Regions from separate parts of the Homo sapiens genome. Here region 2 is linked to region 1. A link is an interaction called in ENCODE POLR2A ChIA-PET data of the cell type or tissue named here. Cell type or tissue: GM12878. All regions are shown on one strand. Links, peaks and the distances in the headings refer to the core of each region. The heading gives the core; the rest is flanking DNA. Region 1 overlaps AGK (acylglycerol kinase). Region 2 has its middle 22 kb from the start of MRPS33.

The links. ChIA-PET counts read pairs that join two places held together with the same protein. Peaks named below come from ENCODE experiments on the same cell type or tissue, not always from the same donor. Only the 100,000 strongest peaks of a DNase experiment are listed, where the experiment ranks them.
Region 2: POLR2A ChIA-PET joins it to region 1 with 12 read pairs; 3 of 35 experiments call an interaction of 5 or more read pairs at or near these places.

What each region holds. Positions count from the first base shown.
Region 1 is chr7:141,559,889-141,574,259 of GRCh38, forward strand. All of the region lies in intron 2 of AGK (acylglycerol kinase), which reads left to right. Among named protein-coding and RNA genes, the nearest start is that of AGK, 16 kb to the left of the region's middle. In GM12878, for the core only: no CTCF peak of the experiment used is centred there; no DNase peak of the experiment used is centred there; H3K27ac peaks cover 418 bases.
Region 2 is chr7:141,028,761-141,044,646 of GRCh38, forward strand. No RefSeq gene overlaps it. Among named protein-coding and RNA genes, the nearest start is that of MRPS33, 22 kb to the left of the region's middle. In GM12878, for the core only: no CTCF peak of the experiment used is centred there; no DNase peak of the experiment used is centred there.

The sequences.
Region 1 (14,371 bases), core at 1-2,500:
CATTCTTAGGATATAGAAATATAACTGATTTTTGTGTGTTGTGTATCCTACAACTTTGCTGAATTTATTAGTTCTAACAGCTTTTTTTTTTGGTGTAGAATCTTTAGGGTTTCTACATATAAGATATGTCATCTGTGAATAGAGATAATTTTACTTCTTCCTTTCCAGTTTGGATGCCTTTATTTCTTTTTCTTGCCTCATTGCTCTGGCTAGAACTTCCTGTGCTATGTTGAGTAGAAGTGATGAGTGGACATCTTTGTCTTATTCCTGATCTTAGAAGAAAAACTTCCAGTATTTCAAAATTGGGTATGATGTTAGCTGTGGGCTCATCATAAATGACCTTTATTATGCTGTGATACTTTTCCTTTTGTTGCCCTCCCTCCGTTTTTTTTTTTGCCTATATATCCCCAACCTTTTCACAGAACAGTGCTCACATTCTTTATACCAAACTTGTTTTTACCCTGAGAAGATCTTACCCTGTAGTCTTCTTGAGTGGAAGCTGCCTTGTCCTTTCTTTCTTCTTCTTCTTTTTTTTTTCCCCCATCAGGTCATTTTATTATTATGGTTTTTACAAATTTTGTTTTATTTTAATAGTTTTTGGGGAACAGGTGGTGGTTTGTGGTTACATAGATAAGTTCTTTAGTGGTGATTTCTGAGATATTGGTGCACCCGTTACCCGAGCAGCGTACACTGTACCCAGTGTGTAGTCTTTTATTCCTCACCCCACTCCCACCTTTCCCCCTGAGTCCCCAAAGTCCCTTATATCATTCTCATGCCTTTGTGCCCTCATAGCTTAGCTCTCACTTATAAATGAGAATATATGATATTTGGCTTTCCATTCCTGAGTTACTTCGCTTAGAGTAATGGTCTCCAACTCCATCCAGGTTGCTGCAAGTGCCATTCTTTCTTTTTTTTTTTTTTTTTTTGAGCCGGAGTCTCGCTCTGTCGCCCAGGCTGGAGTGCAGTGGCACGATCTCGGCTCACTGCAAGCTCCGCCTCCCGGCTTCATGCCATTCTGCCTCAGCCTCCCAAGTAGCTGGGACTACAGGTGCCTGCCACCGCACCCAGCTAATTTTTTGTATTTTTAGTAGAGACGGGGTTTCATCGTGTTAGCCAGGATGGTCTCGATCTCCTGACCTCGTGATCCGCCCGCCTCGGCCTCCCAACATGCTGGGATTACAGGCGTGAGCCACCGCGCCCGGCCCATTATTTCAGTTTATTTTATGGCTGAGTAGTATTCCATGGTGTATATATACCACATTTTCTTTAGCCACTTGTTGGTTGATGGGCATTTAGGTTGGTTCCATATTTCTGCAATTGCAAATTTTGCTGCTATAAACATGCATATGCAAGTGTCTTTTTCATATAATGACTTATTTTCCTTTGGGTAGATACCCAGTAGTGGGATTGCTGGATTTAATGGTAGTTCCGCTTTTAGTTATTTAAGGAATCTCCATACTGTTTTCCATAGTGGTTGTATTAATTTACATTCCCACCAGCAGCGTAAGTGTTCCCTTTTCACCATATCCATGCCAACATCTGTTATTTTTTAATTTTTTAATTGTGGCCATTCTTGCAGGAGTAAGGTGGTATCTCATTATTTTTTTTAATTTGCATTTCCCTGATGATTAGTGATATTGAGATTTTTTTCATATACTTCTTGGCCATCTGTATATCTTTTGAGAATTGTCTATTCATGTCCTTAGGCCACTTTTTGATGGAATTATTTTTTTTTTCTTGCTGATTTGTTTGAGTTCCTCTGTGGTGGAGTGCCAGTAGGGAACAAGGACCTCTTCTCCAAGGCCCTATGTGATCACAGAGGCTGCCTGCCTATTGGGGTTTAGGTGCAACTTTCCCTACTGTGTCCAGTGCTGCAATTTTGTCTCTGCTGTGAGAAACTACCCACAAGCAGAAGGATCTGGAACTCAAGGCCTGCTCTTCAGATTCTTTTGTCCCATGAGGCGATATCTTGATGTGGTGCTCTCCTGCTCCTCCTAGGGATGGGGCTTCCTGAGAACCAAAGTGCAGTGATTGTTACTGGTCTTCTGGATCTAGCCATCCAGCAGGGATAGCGGGCTCTAGGCTGGTGCTGGGGAATGTCTGAAAAGAGTCCTGTGATGTAATCCATATTCAGGTCTCTCAGCCATGGGTACCAGCACCTGCTGTGGTGGAGGTGGCAGGGGAATGATGTAGACTCTGTGAGGATCCTTGGCTATAGATAGGTTTAGTGTGCTGGCTTTCTTGAATGCTGGTTATGCAAGCGGTGAAGTTGTCACATGGATAGACTCAGGACCTTTGGTTAGCCAGGATGTTGCAGGCAGTGGTATTAGCTGTTGTTTTCTCCTTCTCGGGAGCAGTGTTACTCTGTCATGAGTTGCGGTAATGTCCTGAGTTGGTTGGCCTTCAGCCAGGAGGTGGCATTTGCAAGAGAACACCAGCTGCGGTAGTAATAGTGGGATTTGAACTTGCCATAAGTTGGGGCAAGTATTCTGGTTTCTCAGGCGATGGGTGGGGCCATAAAGCTCCCAAGAGTTTCTATATTTTGTGTTCAGCTACCAGGGCTCATAGAGAAATACCTTCAGGTGGGGGCAGGGTTAGGTGGGTCTGAGCTAAGACTCTCCTTGGGGAGGGCTTGCTGTGACCACAGTAGGGTATGGGGAGGTGGTTCTCAGGCCAGTGGGGTTATGTTCCAGAGGGCATTATGGCTACTTCTCTTGTGCCGTATAGTTCACCAGGGAAGTAGGGGATAACTGATAGTGAAAGGCCTCATCCAGCTCCCACGCATTTAGTGTGGCTGGTCTCACTTCCAGAGTGCTCTGCTAACAGTGCCAAGTTTAGATCCAGGCAGCCTGTGCGCAGAACTCAGATCTGCCCCAGGTCATAAGCTTCCCCGCTGAGAAAGCAGGCAAGGCTTTCAGGCCATGCTTCTCGCTGTCTGCTCACAATGTTGGTGGCTCCTGCAAGATATAGTCAGGGATGGCATCTTTGGGCTTGAGCTGGAGACTGTGTGCCTACAAGGTTTTGCCCACTGCTGCTTCTACTTTTTTATTTCACAGAGTTTCCTAAATTTGTTCCAGCTCTAGGTAAGGTTAAATCCTTCTCCTATGATCTGGATTTTCAAATTCCCCAGTGGGGATGTGTGTTCAGAGGTGGGTTTTCCCCCCTCACACTTTGGGGAATCACGGTTTTTCGTCTGTCTTGCAGCATTTGCAACAGTGTGTTGCTTCTTTCAAAGCATCTGTGAATTCTTTCAGTTTTCCTGGTACATTCCTGTGGTGGTTCTTGGAACAAAAGATCACAGTGTGATTCTCCACACACTGTTCTGTCTGTCCAGGTGGGAGATGCAATGCACATTAGCCCTGCCTTTTATCTGTCATCTTGCTCCCATCTCTGTCCTTTCAAATGGGATCAGGGTGTAAGGATGTTGGGATTCTCCTGGCCCTTCAGTAGCTATTCCAAACCATTTATCTTCCATCTTATACATCTTCCATCCTTCAAGACTTTTATCTGGCTATCCAATAAAACTATAAATCTTCCAGCCTTCTGGGATCTCAGTTACATTCAGCTTAGGCTTTGGCGCCTGGCTTATCAATGCCATTTTCTTTCTAAGTCCTGTTATCTTCCCGGACACCCTGAGTGTCCATGTGGATGACCTACCTAACAACTTGCCCCCACTTTCCTTGACTTCTTCTGTATCTGTGACTTTGACCCACTACTCCACCTTCTTCCAACTTCACCCCCTTCTCATTGGTTGAATGCTAAACTTTATCATCACTTGCTCCTGTTCCACTTCTGAAATATGGAACTTCAGTATCCCATTCTGTCATTACGGCCTTCTATTATTCCAGTTTTTCATTCCATTACTTCTGCTCTTCAGTGTTATTAGGATTTCTTGTCCCTTGGCTCCTCTGTTTTCTTCCCAATCCATCACTCTTCCTTGCTTTTCATCTTTTTCATATCGTAGATTCCTTGATCCAACACATCATACGTTCCTCAACTCCATTTTTCACATGTCATTCCTGGGCTTTTTAAGCTCTCATTTCCTCTCGTTTTCACAACTAAAGGTTTGTTTCTGTTGTTGTTGTGTTTAGAGATGGGATCTCGCTCTGTCACCCAGGCTGGAGTGCAGTGGTGTGATCATAACTCACTGCAGCCTCAAAATCCTGGGCTCAAGTGATCTTCCCACTTCAGCCGCCTGAGAAGCTGAGACTATATGTGCATGACAGCACACCCTGCTGATTAAACCTTTTGAATAGGTTCTCTCTGCTTTCCTATCTCCCTCTCATGCCACATCCTCTCCAATTTTCATTATAATTATTTTCACCAGTTTTATTTTGCATTCTTCTTGACCACTGTATTAGTTTGTTCTCATGCTTCTAATAAAGATACCTGAGACTGGGTAATTTTAAAGGAAAGAGGTTTAATTGACTCACAGTTCCACATGGCTGGGGAGGCCTCAGGAAACTTACAGTCATGGCAAAAGGGGAAGCAAACACATCCTCCTTCACATGATGACAGCAAGGAGAAGTGCTGAGCAAAAGGAGGAAAGCCCCTTTAAAAAAACCATCAGATCTTGTGAGAACTCACTCACTTTCATGAGCACAGGGTGGAGGTAACCACTCCCATGATTCAGTTACCTTCCATTGGGCCCCTCCCATGACACATGGGGATTATGGGAACTGTAGTTCAGGATGAGATTTGGTGGGGACACAGCCAAACCATATAAACCACTCAGCTTTAGACACAGTTGACTCTCCTCGAAATGCTTCATTTCTTTGTCTTTTGACTCCCATATTCCTGTTTTTCCTCCTCTGTCTCTGGCTGTTTCTTCTTCTTCTCCTTTGTTACTTTTTTTTTTGAGACAGAGTTTCACTCTTGTTGCTCAGGCTGGAGTGCAACGGCATGATCTCCACTCACCACAACCTCTGCCTTCTGGGTTCAAGCGATTCTCCTGTCTCAGCCTCCTGAGTAGCTGGGATTACAGGCATGTGCCACCACACCTGGCTAATTTTGTATTTAGTAGGGACGGGGTTTCTCCATGTTGGTCAGGCTGGTCTTGAACTCCCAACCTCAGGTGATCCGCCCTCCTCAGCCTCCCAAAGGGCCGGGATTAAGGTGTGAGCCACCGTGCCCAGCCTCCTTTGTTACTCTTCTCTGCCCTTCTACTCAGACATTAGAGGAGTAGTTCTCTAGGACTCTGCCCTAGGCCTTCTTCTCACATTATATTCTCTTCCTGCATGATCTAATCACTCATGATGTCTTCAGTTACCAGCAATATGAAGCCATATCCCAGATTTTTGTCTCTATAAAGACCTCTTTTGAATTCCAGACCTGTATATACATTCAGCTACTTGTCTATTTGGATGCTTCACAGGTGCCTCAAACTTAACAGATGGAAAATAAAGTAAAAAGTTTTCCTGCCAAACCTGTTCCTTCTCAGTAATTGGTACCACTCACCATCCATCTAATTTCCCAAACTAGGCTAGGCTTGGTGGCTCACACCTGTAATCCCAGCACTTTGGGAGGCCGAGGCGGGCAGATCAACTAAGGTCAGGAGTTCGAGACCAGCCTGGCCACCATGGCAAAACCCTATCTCTACTAAAAATACAAAAGTTAGCTGGGTGTGGTGGCGCATGCCTGTAATCGGGAGGCTGAGGCAGGAGAATCTCGTGAACCCAGGAGGCGGAGGCTGCAGTGAGCTGAGATCGTACCACTGCACTGCCTGGGTGACAAAGAGAGACTTCGTCTCAAAAAAAAAAAAAAATTCCCAAACTAGGAATTTAAGCATCATCCTTTATCCTCCTTCATTCCCTGCATCCAGGTCATACATTCTAAAGGATTTTGCTCCCTCTACATCTCTTAATGTATTGAGTTTCTTTATCCTGTCCTCACTGTCTTGGCTTTTGTCCATACTACTATTGTCGCTTGCCTGGGTTCTTAATAACAGCCTCCTCACTGTTCTGGCACCTACTTTTGCCTGTTCCTAATCCATTTTGGATACCGTTGCTAGAGTAATCCTTTGTAAGTACAGATTGCTATTGCTTTGAGACTCAAGCACAATATTCTTACCAGCTCTACATGTGCTTGGCCCCTGCATACATCTCTAGACTTGCCACATTTTATACTTTAACACGTGGACCTTTCCGATCTTCGGAAGTGACATGTTCTTTCTGTTTCAGGATTTCTTGGAATGTCCTTGCACATGTTGTTCTCCGCGGAACATTCTGACTTTCTCTTCTTCCTGAGACAACTATCATTTCTCCAAGTCTCAAATGTTATTTCTTTAAGCAAGCCTTCTTTGTCCTCTCTAGTCAGGATTAGGCAATCATCTTACATTTTCTCCATAGTACTATGAACTCCTCCTATATATTATTCATTGCTATTGTGATTTTCTGTTGTTTGTTTCTTCTGTTATAAGACTCTACAGGCAGGGGTGCTGTTTGTCTTGCTCAGTGTTGTCCTGCAGGCCCAGTACATAGAAGATACTTGACACACATTTTATTTATGAAAGATGGAACAAACAAGAGAATGAAAGGATGAGTGTGCAGAGGGCAAATATCAACCTTATTGTCTGACCATTAGGAATTCACAAACCTAGGCTGTTGAGTCCTTCTGAAGGAAATTATACCCTAAATTCATAGGTTACTCTTTCAATTTCTACAACATTTATTTTGAAATACTCATGAATTTCCTTACCCGCTCTATGTTCTCTATACTTATTCTTAGACAACCTAACTCCTAGTTCAAAGAGAATATAAAAAACATGGGCAGTTACCCCAGAGTGCATATTGATGTTCTGTCTCTCTGTCTCAGTGGCTGAAGCTGCCATCCTCCTGTTCAGCCCCTCTGACTCTCATCCCATTGTTTCACCTCCCATTGGTTGTCCATTTCCTCACTTGTATCTTTAGTCTCAGACTTTCAGTTTCTCTCTCCCCTATTTGTCAGAATCTTGCTCATACATCTTCACTCAAGTCTGCATTCCCATGTGTTTGGTGACCTGTTCTCATCTTCCATTGACACCGTCCTCAGAAGTGTACCTCACACTTGCAGTCCTACCTCCATTTTAGAATAAGCTTAGTAAAATGGCTTGTATCCCATCATCTGATTGAACCTGCTCTTGATGAGGTCATTAATGGCCTCTTAGTTGTTAAATTAAAGGGATACTTTTCATGCCACATTTGATTTTCTTGGCCCATATCCTTTTAGGTATCTTTAGATATCTTCCTGCTTTGTTTGTGCCTTGAATGTTGGTGTCCCTCATGTTCCATTCTCATTCTACACACTCTGTAAGGGATCACAACCACACAGTTGTTTTCAGGTATGATATATGGATTTTGGAGTCATCATATTTTTGTAGCCCAGGTACTGCTTCTCTTGACATTTTGTATGAATAGAAAACAAATATTTTTTGGTAACAGATTTGTGAAAAATTGCATATTTTAATTTCTTTTTATCTGACCCCTTTTGATTACTGCTCTTAGTTTGTCTTTTGGTATCAGATATTATTTATTTGGAGGTTCTATTCCATTTTTACTGTATTTATAATTTTTTTTCTCCATTGAGAATTCCACCCCCTTCTTTTTCTCCCTTCCCCCAAGTTTCAAAGAAAAAAAAGTCTGTGATATTTTTCCCCTCTGCATAATTTCCCCTCAGCAGGTTGCAGCAGTTGACAAGAGCAGCAGGGACTGCTCTCAACTGGAGAAGAGCAATTGCAGAGGAGAAAATGACCCTGTTTGCTGAAAGTAAAGACAGTTTAAGGATTGCTCATTCCTCTTCAACTGCTTTTACCAAGCTTTCCAGCTTCCCTGGGGAAGATTATGTTCCAGGTTGTTCGGTTTATCATGTCAGCAGTTTACCTGCAATAGTCTGTCACTCATTTCTGGTCCTTTTAGTAGCAAAGAGTCTGCTAATAAAAAGTAGCATAAGAAAGGAGGCAGTGGAGTATAAAAGTTGTCTCTGGAGTTGGACTGAACTGACGCTTCCTAGCAGTGTGACCCTGTGCTCTCTAAGCCTTAGGTTCTTCATCTGTAAAATGGGGATAATAATAATATCTCAATGGGTCACTGAAGGATTGATTAAGTGATATAACTGGAAAGCTGTTAGCATCCTGTCTGCTAGATTTAAGGGTTGAATAAATGCTAGTAATTGTGAGTAAACTTGATATAATACATACTCAGCCCTGTGGAAGTTAAAACCAAGTGCTGCTGGTGACTGGGTTGTGAGTGACTTGAGAGACTGCCAGTGGGAAGGGAGATGTGGATCTGCCAGGTGGTCTAAGGTCTGAGCCTTTTATTTATTTCGCCTTTCATATGTAACAAGACAGCTTGGAAAAGTATAGTTTCAAGACTGACCCAACATAACTACAAAAGAGGCCTGCCATACATGGTTAAAAGCAGCAAGCCGTGTCGGAAGCCTTTTCCATCTGATTTGGGCTCAGATTATTCCTGCATCACTGGGGACCTTGTCCTCGCTCTTCCCAGCTCTGGTCTGTCTCCGCATGATTTTGGCTGGTGAGCTTTGGCACAACTCCCCAACTAACTCCCTTGGCTGAGCAGTTAACAATAGCTTGGCTCCTGCTTAGTTCTGGCACATGGTTCTCAGTTTACTCCTTTGGCTCAGTGCTTCTGACACCAGTTCTGCTACCCACCTCAGCCTGTGACCCAGGGCCATCCCATTTCTTTCTTTCTTTTTTTTTTTTTTTGAGACACAGTCTCACTCTGTCACCCAGGCTGGAGTGCAGTGACACGATCTTGGCTCACTGCAACCTCCACCTCCCAGGTTCAAGCAATTCTCTTGCCTCAGCCTCCTGAGTAGCTGGGACTACATGTGTGTGCCACCATGTCCGGCTAATTTTTTTTTGTATTTTTAGTAGAGATGGGGTTTCACCATGTTGGCCAGGCTGGTCTTGAACTCCTAACCTCAAGTGATCCACCCTCCTCAGCCTCCCAGAGTGCTGGGATTACAGGCATGAGCCACCACGCCTGGCACCTCCCATTTATTTCTATGGAGCATCTAGCTTCTCAGCTTAGGATCCTGGTACTTTCCTGGAGATTTTAAAATCCCACAGACACCATAAATTCCTTGACATTAAGCTTGCAAAGCAAGTGTGCTACTGTAGCAATGGTCCTGGTCCTTGTGTTTAAGGGTTTTAATTAATACTGGAGTTTTCTTTCTCCAAACATAGGAACATTAATTTTGATTACTGTATATTGGCTTTTCTAAGCATTGGTGCAAGCCACCTTTCAAGTTCTATGGTCAAAAACAGTTTCTTAGAAGTAGTAAAATTAAATGGTTATGAGTTTGCCTGAGGGGTGTGTTCAGTGTCATTCGATTTTACTGAGAACGTACTACTAATAATAATGATAGGCTGGGCGTGGTGGCTCACACCTATAGTCCCAGCACTTTGGGAGGCCGAGGCGGGCACATCACGAGGTCAGGAGATCAAGACCATCCTGGCCAACATGGTGAAACCCCGTCTTTAATGAAAATACAAAAATTAGCCGGGTGTGGCGGTGTGCGCCTGTAGTCCCAGCTACTCAGGAGGTTGAGGCAGGAGAATTGTTTGAACCCGGGAGGTGGAGGCTACAGTGAGCTGAGATCATGCCACTGCACTCCAGCCTGGGCAACAGAGCAGGACTCTGTCTCAAAAATAAAATAAAATAATAATAATAATAGCTAATACTTAATCAGTGATTGCCATGTGCGAGGCACAGTTCTGAGCACTTTACATTTATTAACTCATTTCATCTTCCTTATAACTCTATGAGATGGTTATTAATCTCATACTCATGTGAGATTAATAGCCCTATATAGATGAAGAAACTTAGGGGCAGCAAGATGAAGTAATTTGCTCAAGGTCACACAGCTGGTATCAGAGCCATCATACAAAGCCAGATAGTCCTGATCCTAACCTCTCAAAATGGCCACTGTGTCTTAGGAGCGTGAGAGAGATGAAGAACTGTAAGCTGAGATTACCTTCTGTCATAAAATCCATTTGGAATAAGAGAAATTGTTATACCACAATGCTTCAGAGTGTGAGCTTCTGAGCCAGTGGAGTCTGGGTTTAAGTCTTGCCTTTGCCACTTTCTGGATGTGTGACGTTGGGCAAGTTATTTAACTTGTTAAACTTCACTTTTATTTACCTGTGCAATATGTCACAATATTATCGTGATGCTAATCACTGCTCCTGGCACATATTAAAAATAGTACCTATTTTAGGCCAGGCGCAGTGGCTCACACCTGTAATCCCAACACTTTGGGAGGCTGAGGCAGGCGGATCACGAGGTCAGGAGTTTGAGACCAGCCTGGCCAACATAAGGAAGCCGCGTCTCTACTAAAAATACAACAAATTAGCTGGGCATGGTGGTGGGCACCTGTAATTCCAGCTACTCGGGAGGCTGAGGCAGCAGAATCACTTCAACCCGGGAGGCGGAGGTTGCAGTGAGCCGAGATCACGCCATTGCACTCCAGCCTGGGTGACAGAGTGAGACCCTGTCAAAAAAAATTACCTATTTTTATTAGAGATGTATAAGGCACTACTATGTGCTATGTTCTGTTCGAGGGGTACAAAGTACATGTTAAGGATGTCTAAAGAAAAAAATTAATTTAAAAAACTTTTTATTATGAAAATCTTATGCATATAAAAATTAGAGAATAGTATAATGAATCCCCAAGTAACATTTACTGAGCTATAGCAGATATCAATATTTCACTAATTTTGTTTCATCTATGTCCTCTACTTTTTTTTTTTTGTTTTTACTGGAGTAGTTTAAAGTAAACCCAGATATTATATCATTTTACCCATAAATATTGCAGTACCTTACTCCAATAGGAAGGGACCTAAAAAAAAATCACACTGTCAATGTGATTATCATGAACTTGAAAAAAACAAAAATTCTTTTATCTAATATTCAGTCTGTGTTTCTATTTTTCTTATTGTCTCCACATTGTTTTACTGTACATTTTGTTCAAATCAGTATCAAAATGAGTTTCTGTCTCTTAAGTCTCTTAAAGTATAACTCCTCTTCTTTTGATAATATTTACATGTTTTAGAAACTAGGTCTACGTTTGCCCTGTAGAATTTTTCATACCCTCGACTGGGCAGATAGCTTCTGCATAGCTGTGCAGAGCCATATGGGAGCCTGAGGCAAGAAGAAAAACCAGTGATACTGGCCCTGACTTTATTTAAAATTGTGTTATTATATTCATTATAACTTTTTTGCATTCATTTTTGATTTTGGAAAATACCTATTAAAATATTTATCTCCAGTACTGTATTTTTTGGCACACCTTTAAATGGTGCCCTTGAGGCAAGTGCCTCATCACTGTGTTCTAGCCCCAGCCATGAGTTGCTTAATTTGTTCCTCTATCCCTCCTGTGTCTTGTCAGCTGGTGATTAGATCCACATTCTGGAGCTTTGCTATTCACAGTGTGGTCCCGCAGCATAAGCATCTCCTGGGAGCTTCTTAGAAATACAGACTCTTAGGCCCCATCCAGAACCTACTGAGTCAGAATCTGCTTTTTAACCAGATCCCTAGATGATGTGTTTGCTCATTAAAGTTTGAGAAGTACTGAGTGGAGCCATAATTAGATTCCAGTGCAATTTATTTGGCAAGGATGCTTATAGGCCTGTGGTGAATTGCTTATTGTATAACTTTAAGAGGCATATATTGTCTAGGTGTCCTGTTTTTGGTGATACTAAGATTGATCAGTAGATCCTCATGTGATCAGCTTGACCCATCCATGAAAGTTAAGAAGGATCACTTCTTAGAGTTCACTAGAGCAAAATGGTTAAGAAAGGGGGCTCTAGAGCCCAATAGTATGGATTTGAATCTTGACTTTACACAGCAAAGCAACCCTGGATAGTTACTTAACTGTTCTATGTTTCAAGTCTCTATCTGTAAACTGGAGATAATAGTAGTACCCATTTCACTGGTCATGCAGATTTTTTTTAGAACAATGCCTGACACAAAGAAAGCTCTCAGACAGAAATAACACTTCTTTTCTTCTTCTTTAGTCTTTTCCCTCCTCATCAGAGAAAGCATCCTTACAAAGATATCATTTGAGTTAAGTCCTGCAGAATGAGTTGGACAGTGTTCTAGGTGATATTAATTACTTAATTATAAGCAGAAAATGGGAATTCACTCCATATTTTTGGAGAGTGGCAAAGAATTAGACTTGACTGTAAAGTTGCATGTTTTCAGGAGGATGGGGGAAAATCCAGCTGATGGAAGGCTTTGGATATAGGAAGTCTGTAGTATTTGGGGAACAGTGAAAATTTTTAAGGGAAGAGAATGTCATGAACAAAGTAGCATTCAAGAAGTTTCATGCAGCACACCTGTGCAGCAGGATACATTTGAAGGAAAAAAGTCTGAAGGTTAAGAGTGCATTTAAATAGTTTACACAAAAGGTAATAAAGGCCTAAACCAGAGTGATGGCATTAGGAATGGAAGAACTTGTGGGTGGATGTGAGATTGTGATAGTGTGAATAATACATGAGCATGGGTGCCAAAGGCAGGGGGTGTCTCTGCTTTGAGTTTTGCTGCTTACTAGCTATGTGGCCTTTATCAAGTTACTTAACCACCTGAACCTCTGAGCCTCAGTTTCCTTATAAGTGTAATGGGAATAATTACACCTGTTTGGCAGGTTAGTTGCAAGGATTAAATAGGTGTGTCAAGTGCCTGGTACTGTGCTCAGCTTATAGTTATCCCTCAATAAATGCTAGTTATTATTATTACTAGGTAGTTGACTGGGCATATGATTGAAGGAGAGGAAGGTAGTAGAAATGATTTTTTGGCTTCAAGACTAGGATAATTGGTGATATAGAAATAAGAAAGTTGCCAGGGAGAATTGGTTTAAGGAGGAGATTTTATATTCTGTTTTAGATACGTTGAGTTTGAAACCCCGACAGGCTATGGGGGGGGGAAATGTGTTGGATGCCGGGGTAAATTATGCATAAGCCACACTTGACTAGACTCATAGATTTACTTTTGGTGCAGATTATGGTTTCAATAATGGTTTGTGCTCCGTTTTTCAGTATCTTTGGGGTTTCTGACAAAGCAGATGTCTTACCTTGACATCAGTTCAGATTAGACTCTGACTTTGCAGTCAATGGTCTGGGGCCTGGCGGCTTCATCCACAGCTGAAGGTAGGGAGGTTTTTTTCCCCCTCATGGCTTTTCCTCATTCAGATTCTGCTGACATTTGAAGAAAGCAGTTTGTTTTGCTTTTTAGCCATTTCAAAGTTTATCTTTTTCTCTCTGTGCACAGGCTGATGCTGAAATTGGGGTATTAATGGGTGCTATTTAAAGAAGCTCATTTATGGGCAATTAAATAACATGCCTGTCAGCCCAGATTTGATAGGGAATAGGGGAACATTTTTAAATTTTTATTTTAAGTACAATGAAGTTTAATTATATTTCCTTTCTTTCAACTCTTTTGTTAGATTATCCAGAAAGCAGATTTCTTCTTTTAAAAAAAAAATCTATATATTTATTTTGCTTCCTCCCCTCTCTCTTGGGAGTGGTGGGCTGAGATGGGCAGCCAGTATATTTAATTTATATTCTGTTTTGTTGATTTCACATGATTTTAAGGGAGTTTTATATCAATGGTTTTACACGTTCCAAGCGTTACAGAGAGAATAATCCAGCTGATGCTAAAACTAGACCCTCTGTAGGTAGTAACTGACATCTCAAACATTTCATGTCCCAGAACAGCAAAAAGATTGACAGTAGTAGCTGCTAACTTATGTGTTTATAGGCCGGAAGTTGTCCAGATCTGTCACGTATTCTGGAACCCAAAGTAAATATCATTTCACGCACGCTATTTATAGAGAACAACTTGTGAGGCAGAGGGACGTGGGGACATAGGGACTCTCTCATTCTATTCTTTCTTCTGGAGTAGCTGTCAGGAGCTCTATGTAATCTGTTTTCTCTCCTTTTTCTTTATTATTATTATACTTTAAGTTTTAGGGTACATGTGCACAATGTGCAGGTTAGTTACATATGTATACATGTGCCATGCTGGTATGCTGCACCCATTAACTCGTCATTTACTCTCCTTTTTTTTTAAATGTAAATAGATTTGAGTACCTTGTATGTAATTGAGTCTCATTATATATATTTGTTTATAATTGTATATGCAAATACATAATGGCTGATGGCACAAAAAGAACTAGTAATTTGGTTGCCTAGTAAAGATAATGTTACACAGTATATGGAAGAACAGTATATGGCATAAAGTATTTAAATTGGAGTGTTGGATGGAAGCAAATAAATGAAAAAAGAGCAGAAAAATGGAAGAAGTGACTGGACCATGAAAGAATGTCAGTGCTTATGAGAATTAGGGGTAGAAATCATTGAAAAAATGGCTGG
Region 2 (15,886 bases), core at 8,796-11,295, 520 kb before region 1:
CCTGAAGAACTTTCAACATTTCTTTTAGAGCAGGTCTGCTGGTTACATACTCTCTTTTTTTTCTTCATGTAAAAATGTTTTTATCTCACGGTCATTCCTGAAGGATAATTTCAGCAAATGTTGAATTCTGGTTTGACAATTCTTTTCTTTCAGTTCTTTAAAGATGTTGTTCCACTGTTTTCTGGTCTCCATGATTTCGGATGTAAAATCAGCAGTCATTTGAATAGTTCTTCCCCTTTATATAATGTGCCACGTTTCTTTCTGGCTGTTTTCAAGATCAACAACAAGAATAATAAAACTTGGTGTTCAGAAGTTTGATTTTGATGTGTCTGGCCACAGTTGATTTTCTTTGGAGGTGTCCTGTTTGGGATTCTAAGCTGCTTTAATCTATAATTTAAGTCCTTCATCAAATTAGGGAAGTTCTGGCCTTTATTTTTTCAAATATTCTTTCTGAACCAATTTACTTTTCCTATCCTTCTTGGATTCCAGTGAAATGAATGTTAGATAATTTGATGATGTTCTGTTCATTTCTTCCCCCTACCTCTTTGTTCTTCAGATTAATGTCTATTAACCCATCTTCACATTCATTGACTCTTTCCTTTGTCATTATCTCCATTCAGCTATTGAGCCCAATCAATGACTTTTTCATGTATTATATTTTTTAGTCCTAAAATTTGCATTTGATTATTTGTTATTCTATTTTTTTCTGTTCGCATTCTAAAATTAAATTTTTTAATGTTTTTCTTCTTTTTAGAGACAGGGTCTCACTCTGTTGCCCAGGCTGAGTACAGTGGCACAATCATAGCTCACTGCAGCCTCAAACTTCTGGGCTTAAGTGATCCTCCCCACTTGGCCTCCCAAAATGCTGGGATTACATGCATGAAACACTGCACCCAGCATCTGATGACTTTTGTATTTCTATTCACTTAAGGAGTGTTTACCTTTACCTCATGAAACATAGATGTGATAGGCTTTAATGTCTTTGTCTGATATTTCTAACATCTGGGTAATCTTGAGGTAGTGATCTCTTGATTTCCTTTTTCCTTGAGATTTTTCACAGTTTGTTGGTTCTATGTTGAGTAATCATGGACTGTATCCTGGAAAATCTGAATATTATATTGTGAGGTCTCTCAGGCCTGTTTAATTTCTCTAGAGAATGTTGATTTTTGTTTGTTTGTTTTAGCAGGCTAGCAACTTGATTTGATTCAGACAGTTCTGTATCACACACAGATCTAAATGTAAGAGCTAAAACTATAAAATTCTGAAGAAAGCATATAAGAACATTATTGTGAAATTTGGTTAGGCAAAATGTTCTTGGATTTGATAGGACAGGAAAAACATAAACCATAAAAAATTGTTAAATTGTACTTTATCAGCATTTAAAAACTTCTGATCTTTGAAATAAACTGTTAAAAAATGAAGAGACTAGCCACAACTGGGAGAAAATAGTTGCAAAAATATATCTGAAAAGGATTTGTACCCAGAATATTAAGTAACTCTTACAACTAAAAATTAAGACAATCAATCCAATTATTAGCCCAATTAAAACTTGGGCAAACCAAGTGTGATGGCTCACGTCTGTAATCCCAGCACTTTGGGAGGCCTAGGTGGGTGGATTACCTGAGTTCAGGAGTTTGAGACCAGCCTGGTCAACATAGTGAAACCCCATCTCTACTAAAAATACAAAAAATTAGCCAGGTGTGGTGACACACACCCGTAATCCTAGCTACTTGGGAGATTGAGGCAGGAGAATTGCTTGAACCTGGGAGGCAGAGGTTGCAGTGAGCTGAGATCGCACCATAGCACTCCAGCCTGGGTGACAGGAATGAAATTCCCTCTCAAAACAAACAAACAAACAAACAAAACAACAACCAAAAAAATGGGCAAATGCTGTGGACACTTCACCAAAGAAGTACAGATGAGAAATAGGCACATGAAATGATGCCTAACACCATAGGTTATTAGGGAAATGCAAATTAAAGCCAACATACTGAGTAGAATGGCTAAAATTAAAAACAAACAATAAAAAGTGCTGATGTGGATGTGGAGCTAATGGGATTGAAAAATGGTACAGCCACTTTGGAAAACAATTTGCAGATTATGATAAAGGTAAAAAATACTTACCAAGAGGCCCAACAATTCCATTCCACCCAAGAGAAATGAAAAAATATGTTTACAGAAAAACCTGTACCCCAATTTTTATGGCAACTTTATTCATAATAGTCCAAACTGAGAAACATCCTAAATGTCCATCAACTGGTGAAGAGATAAACAAATGTAGTACCTATATACAATGGAATACTACTAAGTAATAAAAAGGAATAAACTACTGATACATAACCACAGTGTGAATAAATCCCAGAATGATTATGCTTAGTGAAAAAAGCCAGACACAAAGGACTACATGCTGTGTGAGTCCGTTTATATGACATTCTGGAGAAGGTAATACCATAAGGACTGGAAACTATAGGGACAGATCAGTGGTTGTCAATGGCTGGACACGAAGGGAGGGGATTGAACACAAAGGTGGCATGAAGGAACATTTTGGGTAATGGAAATGTTTTTAAATTATGTTAGTGGTTACACAACAGAATATGTTTCCCCAAACTTATCAAACTGTATACCTAAAAAGGCTGAATTTTATGGCATGGAATTACATCACAAGAAACCTGAATTGTTAAAAAAGAGATATTCTTTTTATAGCTTTTTGAATGAATGCCTCCTTTACTTTTTCCTTTTTAAAATTTAGATTTTGCTCTGTAAAAGGTGGTACAGATATAGCTGAAGTTCTATCCCTCCTACCTTTTCTCTCACTTTCTTTCTTCCCAGAGATAAGCATTGTTCTGAAATTGGTGTGTATTATTCTCAGGTGTCCATTTTAACTCTTAGGACATATGTATGTATCTGTAAATAATATACATACAACTATTTTTTATTTAAAAATTATATAGATGCTATTATTCTGTATGAATCTTTTGCAGCTTGCTTTAATCACTTAAAATTGTGTTTTTGAGATTAATCCATGTTAATATATACAGATCTAATTCATCCATTTTAATTTATGTAGAGTATTCCACTGTATGAATAAATTACAGTTATTTAGCTATTCTTTTTACAATAAGGGGACAGTTGTTTCCATTTTTTATCTTTTGTTATCAGAAACAATGATCCAATGAACATTTTCTATAAGTCACCTTTAGCATATGCATAAGAATCTCTTTAGGTAAGGCACCTAGAAATGTTATCACTGGTTTAAAGGATATAACTTTCAACTTTATTAGGCATCACTGAATTGATCTAAAAAATGGTTGTGTGAACCATTATGGAAAGTAGCGTGGAGGTTCTTCAAAAACTTAAAAATAGAACTACCATATGATCCAGCAATCCCACTACTGGGTATATATCCAAAGGAAATGAAATTAGTATGTCAAAAGGATATTTGCACTGCTATGTTTATTAAAGCATCAATCACAATAGCCAAGATATGGAATCAAACCTAAGTGTCCATCAGTGGATGAATGGAAAAAGAAAATGTGGAACATATACACAATGGGATATAATTTAGCCATAAGAAAAGGAAATGCTGTCATTTGTGACAATATGGATGAACCTGGAGGACATTATGCTAAGTGAAATAAGTCAGGCACAAAAATGCAAATATCTTCTCATTCTCGTGTGGAATCTAAAAATGTTGATCTCATAGAAGTATAGAGTAGAATGGTACTTATCAGGGGCTGGGGCAGTTGCATGGGGTTGGGGAGATGGTTAAAGGATACAGAATTTCAGATAGGAGAAAGTTCAAGAGATGTATTGTACAACAAGTGACTATCATTAACAATATATTGTGGAGGAGCCAAGATGGCCGAATAGGAAGAGCTCCGGTCTACAGCTCCCAGCATGAGCGACGCACAAGACAGGTGATTGCTGCATTTCCATCTGAGGTACCGGGTTCATCTCACTAGGGAGTGCCAGACAGTGGGCGCAGGTCAGTGGGTGCGCGCACCACGTGCGAGCCGAAGCAGGGCCAGGCATTGCCTCACTCAGGAAGCACAAGGGGTCAGGGAGTTCCCTTTCCTAGTCAAAGAAAGGGGTGACGGACGGCACCTGGAAAATCGGGTCACTCCCACCCGAATACGGCGCTTTTCCGACGGGCTTAAAAAACGTCGAGATTATATCCCGCACCTGGCTCGGAGGGTCCTACGCCCACGGAGTCTCGCTGATTGCTAGCACAGCAGTCTGAGATCAAACTGCAAGGCAGCAGCGAGGCTGGGGGAGGGGCGCCCGCCATTGCCCAGGCTTGCTTAGGTAAACAAAGCAGCCGGGAAGCTCGAACTGGGTGGAGCCCACCACAGCTCAGGGAGGCCTGCCTGCCTGCCTCTATAGGCTCCACCTCTGGGGGCAGGGCACAGACAAATAAAAAGACAGCAGTAACCTCTGCAGACTTAAATGTCCCTGTCTGACAGCTTTGAAGAGAGCAGTGGTTCTCCCAGTACGCAGCTGGAGATCTGAGAATGGGCAGACTGCCTCCTCAAGTGGGTCCCTGACCCCTGGCCCCCGGCAGCCTAACTGGGCGGCACCCCCCAGCAGGGGCACACTGACAGCTCACACGGCAGGGTACTCCAACAGACCTGCAGCTGAGGGTCCTGTCTGTTAGAAGGAAAACTAACAAACAGAAAGGACATCCACACCAAAAACCCGTCTGTACATCACCATCATCAAAGACCAAAAGTAGATAAAACCACAAAGATGGGGAAAAAACAGAACAGAAAAACTGGAAACTCTAAAAAGCAGAGCGCCTCTCCTCCTCCAAAGGAACGCAGTTCCTCACCAGCAGCGGAACAAAGCTGGATGGAGAACGACTTTGACGAGCTGAGAGAAGAAGGCTTCAGACGATCAAATTACTCTGAGCTACGGGAGGACATTCAAACCAAAGGCAAAGAAGTTGAAAACTTTGAAAAAAATTTAGAAGAATGTATAACTAGAATAACCAATACAGAGAAGTGCTTAAAGGAGCTGATGGAGCTGAAAACCAAGGCTCGAGAACTATGTGAAGAATGCAGAAGCCTCAGGAGCCGATGCGATCAACTGGAAGACAGGGTATCAGCAATGGAAGATGAAATGAATGAAATGAAGAGAGAAGGGAAGTTTAGAGAAAAAAGAATAAAAAGAAATGAGCAAAGCCTCCAAGAAATATGGGACTATGTGAAAAGACCAAATCTACGTCTGATTGGTGTACCTGAAAGTGACGGGGAGAATGGAACCAAGTTGGAAAACACTCTGCAGGATATTATCCAGGAGAACTTCCCCAATCTAGCAAGGCAGGCCAACGTTCAGATTCAGGAAATACAGAGAACACCACAGCGATACTCCTCGAGAAGAGCAACTCCAAGACACATAATTGTCAGATTCACCAAAGTTGAAATGAAGGAAAAAATGTTAAGGGCAGCCAGAGAGAAAGGTCGGGTTACCCTCAAAGGGAAGCCCATCAGACTAACAGCAGATCTCTCGGCAGAAACTCTACAAGCCAGAAGAGAGTGGGGGCCAATATTCAACATTCTTAAAGAAAAGAATTTTCAACCTAGAATTTCATATCCCGCCAAACTAAGATTCATAAGTGAAGGAGAAATAAAATACTTTACAGACAAGCAAATGCTGAGAGATTTTGTCACCACGAGGCCTGCCCTAAAAGAGCTCCTGAAGGAAGTGCTAAACATGGAAAGGAACAACCGGTACCAGCCGCTGCAAAATCATGCCAAAATGTAAAGACAATCGAGAATAGGAAGAAAATGCATCAACTAACGAGCAAAATAACCAGCTAACATCATCATGACAGGATCAAATTCACACATAACAATATTAACTTTAAATGTAAATGGACTAAATGCTCCAATTAAAAGACACAGACTGGCAAATTGGATAAAGAGTCAAGACCCATCACTGTGCTGTATTCAGGAAACCCATCTCACGTGCAGAGACACACATAGGCTCAAAATAAAAGGAGGGAGGAAGATCTACCAAGCAAATGGAAAACAAAAAAAGGCAGGGATTGCAATCCTAGTCTCTGATAAAATAGACTTTCAACCAACAAAGATCAAAAGAGACAAAGAAGGCCATTACATAATGGTAAAGGGATCAATTCAACAAGAAGAGCTAACTATCCTAAATATATATGCACCCAATAAAGGAGCACCCAGATTCATAAAGCAAGTCCTGAGTGACCTGCAAAGAGACTGAGACTCCCACACATTAATAATGGGAGACTTTAACACCCCACTGTCAACATTAGACAGATCAACGAGACAGAAAGTCAACAAGGATACCCAGGAATTGAACTCAGCTTTGCACCAAGTGTACCTAATAGTTATCTACAGAACTCTCCACCCCAAATCAACAGAATATACATTTTTTTCAGCACCACACCACACCTATTCCAAAATTGACCACATACTTGGAAGTAAAGCTCTCCTCAGCAAATGTAAAAGAACAGAAATTATAACAAACTATCTCTCAGACCACAGTGCAATCAAACTAGAACTCAGGATTAAGAATCTCACTCAAAACCACTCAACTACATGGAAACTGAACAACCTGCTCCTGAATGACTACTGGGTACATAACGAAATGAAGGCAGAAATAAAGATGTCTTTGAAACCAACGAGAACAAAGACACAACATACCAGAATCTCTGGGACGCATTCAAAGCAGTGTGTAGAGGGAAATTTATAGCACTAAATGCCCACAAGAGAAAGCAGGAAAGATCCAAAATTGACAACCTAACTTCATAATTAAAAGAACTAGAAAAGCAAGAGCAAACACATTCAAAAGCTAGCAGAAGGCAAGAAATAACTAAAATCAGAGCAGAACTGAAGGAAATAGAGACACAAAAAACCCTTCAAAAAATTAATGAATCCAGGAGCTGGTTTTTTGAAAGGATCAACAAAATAGATAGACCGCTAGCAAGACTAATAAAGAAAAAAAGAGAGAAGAATCAAATAGATGCAATAAAAAATGATAAAGGGGATATCACCACTGATCCCACAGAAATACAAACTACCATCAGAGAATACTACAAACACCTCTACGCAAATAAACTAGAAAATCTAGAAGAAATGGATACATTCCAAGACTAAACCAGGAAGAAGTTGAATCTCTGAATAGACCAATAACAGGATCTGAAATTGTGGCAGTAATCAATAGCTTACCAACCAAAAAGAGTCCAGGACCAAATGGATTCACAGCCGAATTCTACCAGAGGTACAAGGAGGAACTGGTACCATTCCTTCTGAAACTATTCCAATCAATAGAAAAAGAGGGAATCCTCCCTAACTCATTTTATGAGGCCAGCATCATTCTGATACCAAAGCCAGGCAGAGATACAACCAAAAAAGAGAATTTTAGACCGATATCCTTGATGAACATTGATGCAAAAATCCTCAATAAAATACTGGCAAACCGAATCCAGCAGCACATCAAAAAGCTTATCCACCATGATCAAGTGGGCTTCATCCCTGGGATGCAAGGCTGGTTCAATATACGCAAATCAATAAATGTAATCCAGCATATAAACAGAGCCAAAGACAAAAACCACATGATTATCTCAATAGATGCAGAAAAGGCCTTTGACAAAATTCAACAACCCTTCATGCCAGAAACTCTCAATAAATTAGGTATTGATGGGACGTATTTCAAAATAATAAGAGCTGTCTATGACAAACCCACAGCCAATATCATACTGAATGGGCAAAAACTGGAAGCATTCCCTTTGAAAACTGGCACAAGACAGGGATGCCCTCTCTCACCACTCCTATTCAACATAGTGTTGGAAGTTCTGGCCAGGGCAATTAGGCAGGAGAAGGAAATAAAGGGTATTCAATTAGAAAAAGAGGAAGTCAAATTGTCCCTCTTTGCAGATGACATGATTGTATATCTAGAAAACCCCATTGTCTCAGCCCAAAATCTCCTTAAGCTCATAAGCAACTTCAGCAAAGACTCAGTATACAAAATCAATGTACAAAAATCACAAGCATTCTTATACACCAAGAACAGACAGAGAGCCAAATCATGAGTGAACTCCCATTCACAATTGCTTCAAAGAGAATAAAATACCTAGGAATCCAAGTTACAAGGGATGTGAAGGACCTCTTCAAGGAGAACTACAAACCACTGCTCAATGAAATAAAAGAGGATACAAACAAATGGAAGAACATTCCATGCTCATGGGTAGGAAGAATCAATATCATGAAAATGGCCATACTGCCCAAGGTAATTTACAGATTCAATACCATCCCCATCAAGCTACCAATGACTTTCTTCACAGAATTGGAAAAAACTACTTTAAAGTTCATATGGAACCAAAAAAAGAGCCCGCATCGCCAAGTCAATCCTAAGCCAAAAGCACAAAGCTGGAGCCATCACACTACCTGACTTCAAACTATACTACAAGGCTACAGTAACCAAAACAGCATGGTACTGGTACCAAAACAGAGATATAGATCAATGGAACAGAACAGAGCCCTCAGAAATAACGCCACATATCTACAACTATCTGATCTTCGACAAACCTGAGAAAAACAAGCAATGGGGAAAGGATTCCCAATTTAATAAATGGTGCTGGGAAAACTGGCTAGCCATATGTAGAAAGCTGAAACTGGATCCCTTCCTTACACCTTATACAAAAATTAATTCAAGATGGATTAAAGACTTAAACGTTAGACCTAAAACCATAAAAACCCTAGAAGAAAACCTAGGCATTACCATTCAGGACATAGGCATGGGCAAGGACTTCATGTCTAAAACACCAAAAGCAATGGCAACAAAAGACAAAATTGACAAATGGGATCTAATTAAACTAAAGAGCTTCTGTACAGCAAAAGAAACTACCATCAGAGTGAACAGGCAACCTACAAAATGGGAGAAAATTTTTGCAACCTACTCATCTGACAAAGGGCTAATATCCAGAATCTACAATGAACTCAAACAAATTTGCAAGAAAAAAACAAACAACCCCATCAAAAAGTGGGCAAAGGACATGAACAGACACTTCTCAAAAGAAGACATTTATGCAGCCAAAAAACACATGAAAAAATGCTCATCATCACTGGCCATCAGAGAAATGCAAATCAAAACCACAATGAGATACCATCTCACACCAGTTAGAATGGCCATCATTAAAAAGTCAGGAAACAACAGGTGCTGGAGAGGATGTGGAGAAATAGGAACACTTTTACACTGTTGCTGGGACTGTAAACTAGTTCAGCCATTGTGGAAGTCAGTGTGGCGATTCCTCAGGGATCTAGAACTAGAAATACCATTTGACCCAGCCATCCCATTACTGGGTATATACCCAAATGACTATAAATCATGCTGCTATAAAGACACATGCACACGTATGTTTATAGCGGCACTATTCACAATAGCAAAGACTTGGAACCAACCCAAATGTCCAACAATGATAGACTGGATTAAGAAAATGTGGCACATACACACCATGGAATACTATGCAGCCATAAAAAATGATGAGTTCATGTCCTTTGCAGGGACATGGATGAAATTGGAAATCATCATTCTCAGTAAACTATCGCAAGAACAAAAAACCAAACACTGCATATTCTCTCTCATAGGTGGGAATTGAACAATGAGATCACATGGACACAGGAAGGGGAACATCACACTCTGGGGACTGTTGTGGGGTGGGTGGAGTGGGGAGGGATAGCATTGGGAGATATACCTAATGCTAGTTGACGAGTTAGTAGGTGCAGCGCACCAGCGTGGCACATGTATACATATGTAACTAACCTGCACAATGTGCACATGTACCCTAAAACTTAAAGTATAATAATAAAAGAAAAAAAAAGCAAACAATATATTGTATTCTTAAAAAATGCTAAGAGAGTGCATGTAAAATGTTCTCATCATAAAAATGATAACTATGTTAGGTAATGCATATGTTAATTAGCCAGATTTAGTCGTTCCATAGTGTATGTATATTTCAATTTTTTTTTTTTTTTTGAGACGGTCTTGCTCTGTCACCCAGGCTGGAGTGCAGTGGTGTGATCTTGGCTCACTGCAACCTCCGACTCCTGGATTCAAGCGATTTTAGTACCTCAGCCTTCTGAGTAGCTGGGATTACAGGTGCCCACCACCACACTTGGCTAATTTTTGTATTTTTAGTAGAGACGGGGTTTCCCCATGTTGCCCAGGATGGTCTCGAACTCCTGGCCTCAGGTGATTGACCCGCCTCAGCCTCCCAAAATGCTGAGATTACATGGGTGAGCCACCACGCCTGGCCATAATGTATGTATATTTCAAAGCAATATGTTGCACACAGTAAATACATCTAATCTAATTTTATCTGTCAATTAAAAACATTTTAAAATGGTCATACTAATTTCCCAGTAGAAATATATAAATATTTCTGTTTTCTCACTTCTAATTTTCATATGAGCAGATTTGTTAAGCTTGGGGAGAAATAACATCTAATATGCATATTCTGGATTATTAGCAAGATTGTATCTCATTTATCTCATTATCATTCCCCTCTCTTTTGTCACACTAAGCTGTTCCTTCTTCCATGTAATTCATCTCAGTGATGATACCACTATCCTTCCAGATGCTCAGGTCAGAAGTCTGGGGGTTATCTCTGAGTTCCCATCCCTCCTCCCCCACATCCACCCTCCAAATCCCTTTGTTTCTTATCCACAACATTATAATGACCTCCTAACTAGTCTCCTCCCTCCAGCCTACTCTCCCTCCAGTTGATTCTGTTCACTGTAGCAAGAGTATTTGTATTTCTGAAATACAAATCTGATTACGTCACTCCCCACAGCCCCAGCATTCTCCGGTGGCTTCCCATTTCTCTTTGGCCATTTCTCTTTGGCATGGTTTACAAGTCTCATCACAAGCTGGCTTCTCTGCCTACAGCCTCATATTTCTCCACTCCCTTCCTCAAAATTCTCACTCTGGTTTTGCTGAGTCGTTTTCAGTTTTAGGATGTATCTCTACTTGGAACATTCTCTTTTCTCCTCTGACTAATTCGTCTTTTTTCTCAGATGAGGTAGCATTTCTTTCAAATAGACTTTCCTGCTGCTCTAAAACTGTGTTGGTGACTGAGTGAGTGTGTGTGTGTGTGTGTGTGATTGTGTAGTGAGGGACAGGGTAGCCTGCAGGTAAAGTCTGTGGTTAGACTGAGTATAAAGAGTGCCTAGGTTAGAATCATGGCTCTGCTATTTCTCAACCATGGCACTTTGGGCAAATTCATTTCTTCACGACTCAAATTTTCTTACCTGTGAAATGGCAATAATAATAGTACCCACCTCCCAGAAATTGTTGTAAGAATCAAATAAATTAATACACATGTAATATGCTTGGGACAGTGATGGTCACAGAGTAAGTGCTCATTGAATTCTAGCTGTATAAAAATGATATTCCTTTTTTTTTTTTTTTGAGACAGAGTTTCATTCTTATTGCCCAGGCTGGAGTGCAATGGTGTGATATCAGCTCACTGCAACCTCCGTCTCCTGGGTTCAAGTGATTCTCCAGCCTCAGCCTCCAGAGTAGCTGGGATTACAGGCACTTGTCACCACGCCTGGCTAATTTTTGTATTTTTAGTAGACATGGGGTTTTGCCATGTTGACCAGGCTGGTCTTGAACTTCTGACCTCAGGTGATCCACTGCCTCGGCCTCCCAAAGTTCTGGGATTACAGGCATGAGCCACTGCACCCAGCCCTCTTTCCTTTTTTGTTATAATTATTTACTTGTGTATATTCTGCACTTTAGGCTCTTGTAGGGTAGAGATTATAAGTGTTTTGTCATTGTACCCTTCAAGGCTAGTGCAGAGCCTGTTCCATAGTAAAAATTCAATCAGAATTTACAGATTGATTGAAGGAATGTGGGAGGAAGATATCCTTGAAGCCAGTCTAACTGAAAAAAAAAGTGTTCTTCTCTAGCTTTTTTTTTTTTTTGGAGATAGAGTCTCGCTCTGTCACCCATGCTGGAGTGCTGTAGGATGGTCTCGGCTCACTGCAACCTCTGCCTCCTGGGTTCAAGTGATTCTCCTACCTCAGCCTCCTGGGTAGCTGGGATTACAGGCATGTGCCACCACGCCCAGCTAATTTTTGTATTTTTAATAGAGACGAGATCTCACCATGTTGGCCAAGCTGGTCTCGAACTCCTGACCTCAAATGATCTACCCGCCTCCGCCTCCCAAAGTGCTGGAATTACAGGCATGAGCTACCATGCCCAGCTGGTCATCTCTAGCTATTCTTAATTCAAGTAATGTTAATTGCTCTTGTTTCTGGGTTCTTAGCCAGTTTCTCTTAATCAAGCATCATATGATCAGCACATCATAGATTCTTTCCAGATCTTGCTTGTTCACTAGGTTTACCTAACTCTTTTTCTTAATACTTTGCTAGTGGAATAATGACCTCAGGCCTGCACAGTGGATCTTAGCTTCTTCCCGCTCATAGGACTTCTAGAAGCCCCTCAGCAGCAGCATTGATTGAAGAATCAGAGCAATGGGACCGAGTTTTCAGAGAAGAAGGGAAACGTGTAACAGGCTGTGAGAATGTTCTAAGCAAAATCTTGGTGCCAGGAATGTATTTAAAATGTTTTTATTATAGAGAATTTCAAACATATATACAAGTGGAGGAATAATGTGAAGAATCCCTACTTACTCATTACCCACTTTCAGGTGACATCAACCCATTCCCTGTCTTGTTTCACGTGATTATTATTTTGAAGCAAGTCCTAAAAACATCATGGAAACATACAATAGTATGATTTCATTAGCACATATTTCAATGTACCTGTCTAAATGATTTGGACTTTTTTCTTCATTTAAAACAAAACCAGGAAACATCAGGATGTCTTCTAGTAGGTGAATGGATAAATAAACTGTGGTATATGCAGACAATGGAATATTACTCAGCACTGAAAAGAAATGAGTTATCAAGCCATGAAAAGACCTGTAAAAAGCTTAAGTGCATATTACCGAGTGAAAGAAGCTAATCTGAAAAGGCCACATACTGTATAATTCCAACTATATGACATTCTGCAAAAGGCAAAACTATGGAGACAGTCAAAAGATGAGTGGTTGCCAGGGGCTGCAGGGAGGGAGGGATGAATAGTTGGAGTAAAAATTATTTTTAGGTCAGTGAAACTCCTCTCTGTGATACTACAATGGTGAATACATTTTTCTAAACCTCACACAATGAACAACACCAAGAGTGAACCCTAATGCAAACTCTGGACTCTGGGTGATAATAATGTGTCCATGCAGCTTCATCAGTTGTAACAAATGTCCCAGGCTGGTGGGGGGTGTTAATAATGGGGGAGGCTGTGCACTGGGGGACTGGGGACATGTGACAACTCTTTATACTTTCTGCTCAATTTTGCTGTGAACCTAAAGCTGCTCTAAAATATAAAGTGTATTTTTAAAAGTACAAGTATTATTTTGAAAAAAACAAAAGTAAAGACAAAAACCCCCAGCTTATTCGGGACCTTGTAATGAAGTGCTGATGAGTGACATTATCATGGTACTTTGGCCTAAGGACTCATGAATATAAAGATCTGGGCTGACGTGGCCTACTCCCAAACCTGAACTCAAATCTTGGAACTTACAATTTGGACAGAGCAGAAAGTCACCTTCCAATACCAAAGGGAAAGGATCCAGACAAAGATGTTGATGTCATAGAGGTCATTGGAAAATACATCCCCATCGGTATCCAGAAATCCTAGCATTTAGATCACTTGGGCAGGAGGCAGTGTCTGAGAGATTAACACAGCCTAGCATAGCCAATGGACCACGTAGAAGAACTCTCGTTTAAGGGGGCACAATACTATTTGTAAATTACAGGCACACATGCTTGTGTTAGACTGGCTGCTTCTCTCAGCTTGGTCTTTGGTTGTTTACCTATCTCATGACTAGAGTGAATTTTGCAATCCTGGGAGAGGCATGTTTTCTCTTGGCTCCCAGGAGCAGCATTTTTTTTTTTTTTAAAAGGTCTTTGGAGTCAGACAGAACTATGTGTGAATCCTATCTTTCCTACCAATGACGCTTAGATATTCTTCCTTATTAATAAAACAGGTTGGTCACAGCTACTTAGCAAAGCAATTGTAAAATTAATAAGCATGATATGTGAACTACCTGGTGTGTGTTTGCCATTAGTCATTCCTTTCAGTTTAAAGTTGAACCTGCCCTCCTAGGAGTTACCAGAAACTTAGTATCTCTGGACTTGGTCAACAGAAATTTCATAAATTAGGCTGGGCGCAGTGGCTCACGCCTATAATCCCAGCACTTTGGGAGGCCGAGGTGGATGGATCACCTGAGGCCAGGAGTTCGAGACTAGCCCGGCCAACATGGGGAAATCCCGTCTCTACTAAAAATACAAAAATTAATCGGGTATGGTGGCGTGCATCTGTAATCCCAGCTACTCAGGAGGCTGAGGCAGAATAATCGCTTGAACCCAGGAGATGGAGGTTGCAGTGAGCCAAGATCGCACCACTGCACTCAAGCCTGGGTGACAGAGCGAAACTCCATCTCAAAAAAAAAAAAAAAAAAAAGGCAGGGCACGGTGGCTCATGCCTGTAATCTCAACACTGTGGGAGGCCGAGGTGGGAGGATCATTTGAGGTCAGGAGTTCGAGACCAGCCTGGCCAACATGGCGAAATCCCGTCTCTACTAAAAATACAAAAATTAGCCAGGTGTAGTGGTGCGCGCCTGTAGTCCCAGCTACTTAGGAAGCTCACTCCAGCCTGGGGAGCAGAACAAGACTCCATCTCAAAAAACAAAACAAAACAAAAAAAAAAAAAGAAAGAAAGGAAGAAGAAATTCCATAAATTAAACTCTGTTTCTGGCATTTATTACCAGTAGATCAGACTCCTGAGTAGACTCTTTTTAAAAAAGTTCTCCATATTTCTTAATTTCTGAATCCAAAAGTTTTCTCAAAGTTTTTTCCACAATTCTGCCCTGGGTGACAGGGAGTTCTTGTCCTCAGATACACACCAGAATGTTAGAAATTCTTAGTTAACGGAAACATCCTGCCTTTGAGCAGTCTAATGATAGGATTAGCATTCTGAGAATTCCACATTTGTATTTCATCATATCCTCCCTAACCCATTTTGAGTTCTTAATCGAGCCATAATGATTTGGAGAGAATGTATTATTTTCCAATAGCACCATGCGGAATCAGAGTTCCCAGGATGAAAGACAGGTTTGAAAGAGAGCTTGGAAACCCTCGAGGAACACTCATTTGCTTCCCAAATTGGACTGCAGTAAGCTTTCCCAGTGACAAGACTGACACTTCATTGGGTCTTTCTAGTATCTCTTTAGTCTCCGTGGCTTTACTCTCCCATTTCCAAAGTGATAGATAACAGTGTCAGTGGTCAGTATCCTCTGAATGGAGGCCGAATAACTTCATGTGATTTATTCATAATAATAGCATCATAATACGTACCCTAGAGGGTTAGGGAGTCAGGAGAGTGTTATGGTTAAACACAAGAGTTTCAAAGCCAGACTGTGGGTTTGAAGCCCAGCTCCACTATTTACTACCCATGTGACTTTGGACACATCACTTAATCCTTTTAAGCTTGACTTTCGTCATCTGTAAAATGGCGGTAATAATAGCACCTATTTTGTAGTGCTATTAAAATATTAAATGAGATAACCTCTGGTATTTAAGTGCTCTATAAAAATCTTTTTATGATTGTTCTTAAAAGTCTTAACAGAGATGAAAGATGAAAGTATTAAAGTGTGAAAGCCGCAGCACAGTAGGTGCTTACTAAATGCCAGAAGTTGATGATTGATTATTTTCTCTTTCTTTAACCCTTCCTTCTCCATCAAATGAGCAGTAAAAATGAAACACAAATGGCAAAGTAGTTAAAGTCCTTG